Linked DNA regions of Homo sapiens: region 2 is linked to region 1. Evidence: read pairs that join two places in POLR2A ChIA-PET (ENCODE). Cell type or tissue: PC-9. All regions are shown on one strand. Each heading gives the region's core, and the rest is flanking DNA. Links, peaks and the distances in the headings are about the cores only.

What was found. ChIA-PET counts read pairs that join two places held together with the same protein. Peaks named below come from ENCODE experiments on the same cell type or tissue, not always from the same donor. Only the 100,000 strongest peaks of a DNase experiment are listed, where the experiment ranks them.
Region 2: POLR2A ChIA-PET joins it to region 1 with 7 read pairs; 2 of 35 experiments call an interaction of 5 or more read pairs at or near these places.

Annotation. Positions count from the first base shown.
Region 1 is chr20:4,160,808-4,163,706 of GRCh38, forward strand. All of the region lies in intron 1 of SMOX (spermine oxidase), which reads left to right. LOC124904861 (a long non-coding RNA gene) reads right to left here. Exons shown (of 2, transcript XR_007067504.1): 2 at 1-2,391. Among named protein-coding and RNA genes, the nearest start is that of SMOX, 13 kb to the left of the region's middle. RefSeq lists an enhancer at 1-890. In PC-9, for the core only: no CTCF peak of the experiment used is centred there; DNase peaks (open chromatin) are centred at 414, 804 and 1,294; H3K4me3 peaks cover 1,492 bases; H3K27ac peaks cover 1,796 bases.
Region 2 is chr20:3,775,079-3,777,977 of GRCh38, forward strand. SPEF1 (sperm flagellar 1) reads right to left here. Exons shown (of 7, transcript NM_015417.5): 7 at 2,426-2,899. Among named protein-coding and RNA genes, the nearest start is that of SPEF1, 4.9 kb to the right of the region's middle. In PC-9, for the core only: no CTCF peak of the experiment used is centred there; no DNase peak of the experiment used is centred there.

The DNA.
Region 1 (2,899 bases), core at 291-2,790:
AGCACGGCTCAGACAGCTCTGACACTGGGGCTGTCGTGTCTCTTTGTGGGCAGAAAGCACAGGTCCCAGGCTGGGCAGAGTGGGACCCTGTGGCTCAGGAGGCAGGATGGGCTTGCCGGAGACCCCACCCCCTCCCCGGGGCTGGAGCTGAAGCACAGTTGGGCTTTGTGCAGAGTCACGAGGGGCCGCTGAGGGGGAACTGCGCCCGGCTGAGCTCACAGGCCTCAGTTCTTGTAAGTGGTTTTGAAAGAGTCAGCGGAAAGTGCTGACTGAGCTGTTCTCCTTCACCCCAGAATTGTGAGGCTGCGGCTCCTGGCAGGGATAGGGGAGAAGCCCCACCGGGAAGCCACCCCCTCAGCTGCCAGCTCACACCTCCCAGGTGTCAAGTGCCCAGGCTGCAGAATGGGTGGATCTCTGTGCTGGGTGGTGCTGGGGACACTGACTCACGTCAGGGCCGTGCCTGCAGGTGATGCCTCATGCAGGGGGCTGTGTTTGGGGGTGTGCCTGGCCCTGTGATGGCAGGCGGCTTGGAGAAGCTCTCCCAACCCTGCTGATAGCCCGGAGGAGAGAACTGGGCTTAATAATCAGACCCCTGGGCTGACCTCCCCTCTGCAGTCCTGCACTGAGGTATTTGGCTTCTGTCATTTTTCTGACCCCATCAGCTTGTTGTGAAGGGCAAAGATGATGACCAGTTGACACAGTTAGAACTGGTCTGGGTTTGTCCCAGCGGTGTCATGCCTGGTCACCCAGGTCATGCTGATGTGGCCCTTGCCCTCACCCCACATCCTGCCATTCAGCAAGTCCCCAGGAGGTTGACACAGCACTGCACCTCCTCTGCCGCAGAGTTGCCTTGGCAGGAGGCCTTCCCTGACGCCCCTGTGCAAGCAGTTAGTTTCCTGTCTCCCCGCCCTGCTTTTCCCTGACCTGACAGATCCTTAAGGGGAGGCGTCTGGGTGTTGCAGTATCCCCAGTGCCTCGGACAGTGCCTGGCACAGGTAGCCCTCCAGAAACCTTTTTGAATGAACGAAAAATCTGTCCCCTGCTACTCCCGTCCCTGCCTTAGGGCTCACTCACAAACCCTGTCTGTGCTTTTCTCCAGTCTCCTTAGCACTGGTCCCACCCTAGGCCGGGAACGTGCCCCCCGCCTGCCCGGTGCCCATCCAGACTCCCACTCACGGCGGCAGCCACCGGGTGGCAGGGCCTGTGTGTCTCCAGCGCCTGTGCCTGCCCCGCCCCCTTCCTGGTGCCTTGGGCGGCAGGTCGTGTGCCTCCTGGCAGGTGTGCCTCCTGCCCTTCCCCAGGGTGCCTCGGGGAGCCAACCTGCATGGCTGACTTGCCCAGGAAGCGCAGGGCGGCCCGGGTGGGGCTGGGGCAGGCCCTGAGCGGAGGCGGGAGGTGTGTTCTCCCCACCTGACGCTGGAAGGCTTCCCCACTCCCCACTCCCGACTCCCAACTCCCAGGGCGGGGTGAGGCGGCTGCCACAGTCATGGGAGGAAGCTCAGGAGAGTGCATAGTGTGGGACCAGGGGATTCCAAGCCAGTCCAGGTGAGTTCCCGGAGAGAGAGAAAAGGGACAGTGTTGGAATCACACGTTGAGAGATGATACTGTTAGCAGTGCCTCTGAGCCTCTGCACGTGCAGTTTCCCTGCGTGGAGCTCACTTCTCTCTCCTGGGAATTTCCACCCCCTCTTCCACCCTCCATTAGGTCTTCCTTCCCATTGTCTCTTGAATTCTTCATGATCCTTATTTCTGTACCTTTGAGTTCACTGGCTGTGAGCCTCAGGGCAGGGGGCCCTGTCTCTTGAATCCATTGCTGCGGAATCTCCAGGGGCTGATGCAGGGCCAGGCAAGGGTGCATCTTGGGGGAGACAAAACATACAAATATAGGTCTCTCTAAGGACTTCTGATGAGGAGGCTTGGACCCAGCAGAGAGCAGAACAGATGTGATGGTCATTCCCATTTTGCGGATGAGGAAACGGTCTTTCCAAGATCACTCAGAGCTAGACCCCATTCCTGCTTCCTGGCTCCTGTCCTCCAAGGGAGCAGTCCCAGCGCAGAGGTTGGACCTGCAGAGGGTGTTGAGATGCAGAGAGAAAGACGGGGAGGATGCGGCTGTGTGTGTCGGTGTGTGAGCAAGGTTGGGCAAGGACATCTGTGTGGCCTGAGGTGCTTTGTATGCCTGGAGAGCAGAGGGCTTTGGGAGCTGGGCAGCAGCGGGGTGGAGGGAGACCCAAGCCTAAGCCCAGGGTGGAGGGAGCTTGGGCACTGCCTGGCCTTGTGGCTGTCTCTGCCTCTTCCTCTCCGGCACTGTCAGACCTCAGTGGCTGTGGGCTGGCCAGGAGGCTGCAACTGGAACCTGAGCCTTGGCTGTACATTGGCATCATGTAGGTCCCTAAAAAAAAAAAAAAATACATGGTTGGGCCCCACCCCAGAGAGTCTAATTTAGATGACCTGGTATAGGTAGGGGTTATTTGTAAAAATCTCCAGGTGAGTCTAATGTACTGGTTGGGAGAAGTTCCTGTCTCTTGGGCCTTATAAGCTGTAGGGCCTGGGCCAGGCTCCCTGCCCACTTCATCCTAGCTCTGCATTTCAGAACAGCGGGGTCTGAGGCCCTGAGAGGGGTTGGTTGGGGGAGTGTTTACCTGGGGACTTCCACTCTGGGGAGTCTCTGGGGAGAGAGAGATGCTGACTCTTAGTTACCTATTGTTGGCTAACCAATGACTCCAAAACTGGTAGCTTAAAATGGCAGTCAGCATTTATTATGCTCACAGTTTCTGTAGGTTGGGAATTTGGTAGCAGTTTAGTTGGGTGGTTCTGGCTCGGGGTCTCTAGTGAGGTTGCAGTCACAGTGTCAGCCAGCGCTGCAGTCATCTGAAGGGAGCAGGAGGATTTGCTTCCAA
Region 2 (2,899 bases), core at 400-2,899, 390 kb before region 1:
AAGGATGAAATCTAGGATGGTGGTTATCTCTGAGTGGAAGCAAGGGGGAGAGATGCAAGAAGCACATGGCCGGTGAAAGTTATTTGTAATAATTCCATTCTTGGGGCAGGTGGTGGATTTATAGGTGTTCATAAGTGAGTTGATTATGGACAAATGGGGAGAGAGTGTCATGAACCAAGGATTATATTTAGTCCAATTCAGTAATATTTAAAATATTCAATAATAAATGAAATAAAAATTGCCAACTACTCCTGACCTTGTTCTGAGCCCCATCCATGCACTCCACCTGGTCTTAGTTTAACACTGGCTCCACCTGACCCTCCACTTGCCCCAAACTAACCGTTAGCCCTTCACACACACTGACCCTTGCTATAGCACCACGATCTCTCCATAGTCTGCAATAGGCCCCCGGAGTTCTATTCCCTGAAACTTTTATCCATGTAACCTCACCTGTAGGCTGCTATATGTAAAGATAGTAGGAATGGCTGATGGAGTGGCCCGAGGACCAGGAGACAGGGCAGGCTAACAGTTCTGCCTTAGCAGTAGCACTGTGGGCCCAGAAGACAGGTTTGATGGCTGGTATCACGACCTCACCTATTGGCCTCCTACATGGCAAAGGCTGGGCCAGGTCCTGATGGTTCTTCCTCTTTGAGGCTTCTGCTCCTGGTATCCAGATATAGCTAAGTCTGTCTCTGAGAAGTGCACCTCTGCCACAGCACCAGGCCTGTAACTCCCTTGTTGGTAATAGACTCTATCAACTCTCTCCTTTCCTGTCTTTGATGAAGTAAGCTACCATACTGGAGATGGCTATGTGTCAAGGAAATGAGAGTGGCTATTGGCCAACAATGAGTAAAACACTGAAGCTTTCAGTTTGACAGCCCACTAGGAAGTAAATTCAGTCAGCAACCAAGTAAGCCTGGAAGCCTGGATCCTTCCTCAGTTGTGCCTTCAGATGAGACTGCAGTTCTATTGGCCCTTTGCTTGCAGCCTTGTAGGAAACATTGAAGTGGAGGACCCAGCCAAGCCTGGCCTGGACTCTTGACCCACAGAAAATGTGAGATATAATAATAAGTATTTGTTGTTCTAAGCTGCTACATTGGTGATAATTTGCTACACAGTAAGAGATAATGTATACAGGTTCTTTTCATTTCTTTTGCTATTACAAAGAGTGTTTCTGTGGGCCAGGCATGGTGGCTCACGCCTGTAATCCCAGCACTTTTGGAGGCCAAGGCAGGTGGATCACTTGAGGTCAGGAGTTCGAGGCCAGCCTAGCCAACATGGTGAAACCTGTCTCTACCAAAAATATAAAAAATTAGCCAGATGTGGTGGCATGCACCTGTAATCTCACATACTTGAGAGGCTCAGGCAGGAGAATCGCTTGAACTCAGGAGGTGGAGGTTGCAGTGAGCCGAGATCGTGCAATTGCACTCCAGCCTGGACGACAGAGCAAGACTCCATTTTAAAAAAAACAAAACCAAACAAAAAGAGTGTTGCTATGAACGTTGTTGTAACATGTCTCCCAGAACACAGAACACAAGAGCCTAGGTTTCCCTTGGGTATGTGCTGGGTATATGCCTAGGAATGGAATTGTTAGATCTCAGGATGTTTGTTTTGTTTTGAGACAGAGTGTCCTTCTGTTGCCTAGGCTGGAGTGCAGTGGTGCGATCTTGGCTCACTGCAACCTCTGCCCCCCAGCTTCAAGCAATTCTCCTGCCTCAGCTTCCCAAGTAGCTGGGACTACAGGTGCCCGCCACCACGCCTGGCTAATTGTTCGTATTTTTAATAGAGATGGGTTTTCACCATTGGCCAGGCTGGTCTTGAACTCCTGGCCTCAAGTGACCCACCTGCCTTGGCCTCCCAAAGTGGTGGGATTACAGGCCTGAGCCACCATGCCCAGCTGGATCTCAGGATTTACAAATGTTCCACATTACTGGTAGTCAGAAAACCATTAAAGTTAGGGTCATGCCATGGCTGTAGTGTGTTGGCCAGGGTTGGGAGTAAAGCCTGGCCTCAATCCATGGAAGTTGGGATTGTCTGTGGGCAGGGTTGGAGTCGTACAGAGGGCCGAGTTAGGGGTCAGTCCTTACGTAGGGTTGAGGGTGAGTGTGTGGCCACATTTGGGAACAATTTGAAGTCTGGTTTGGGGTTGGGTTTGGACAAGGTTGGAGAACACTGTGAGGGTGGGTTTGGGGGTCAATCTAAGGCCAGGGTTAGAAGTTAGGCTGTCATCCTGTGCAAAACCTGACCCCTGGTGATATCATCAACCTACCAAGCTGTGGCCGCACAGGACCCAGCCACCCACAAGATGAGATCCACTCTGGGTCCAGAAAGCTCTTTCACTCAAGGCGGGGGTGGGGAGATGGAGGACAAGTGAAGAAGAAACTGGCTCCCCTCAGATGCAAAAAGAGAAGGCAGGCACAGGAAATAGAACACAACACTGACTTTAATGGGGCAGCCCTGAGCCGTAACCTTCAAACCTTCCGCCTCAGTACCCCGTGCGCGAGGAGGGAGGGGCGACTGCTACGGGCACATCGTCGATGTCCTCCCTACTCCTGGCGATCCCACGCCTCACCCCTTCCTCTCCAGCTGCTGCGGTCTCCGTCGCCGAGGTGGGTCCCAGGTAAGCTCCCAGGAGGGGCAGGGGAGCCCCTCAGCGGCCCGGGACAGATTCCCCCATGGCTGAGGGCATGGGGAACTAGCCTGGATGGAGACGCCGCCGTCCTCGGAGCTGGGCGGGGACCTGATTCTGGGGGTGTGGACAGAGCCAAGGGACCGCCCCCCAAGGCCCAGCGCCGGGAGATGCAAGGCCGGGCCCAAGGTGTTGGACACTGCTTTGGGGGACAGGCTAGGTCTCTGCACGTGGCTTCTGGGCTCTGGAAAGCGGTCCATTCTCCTGACC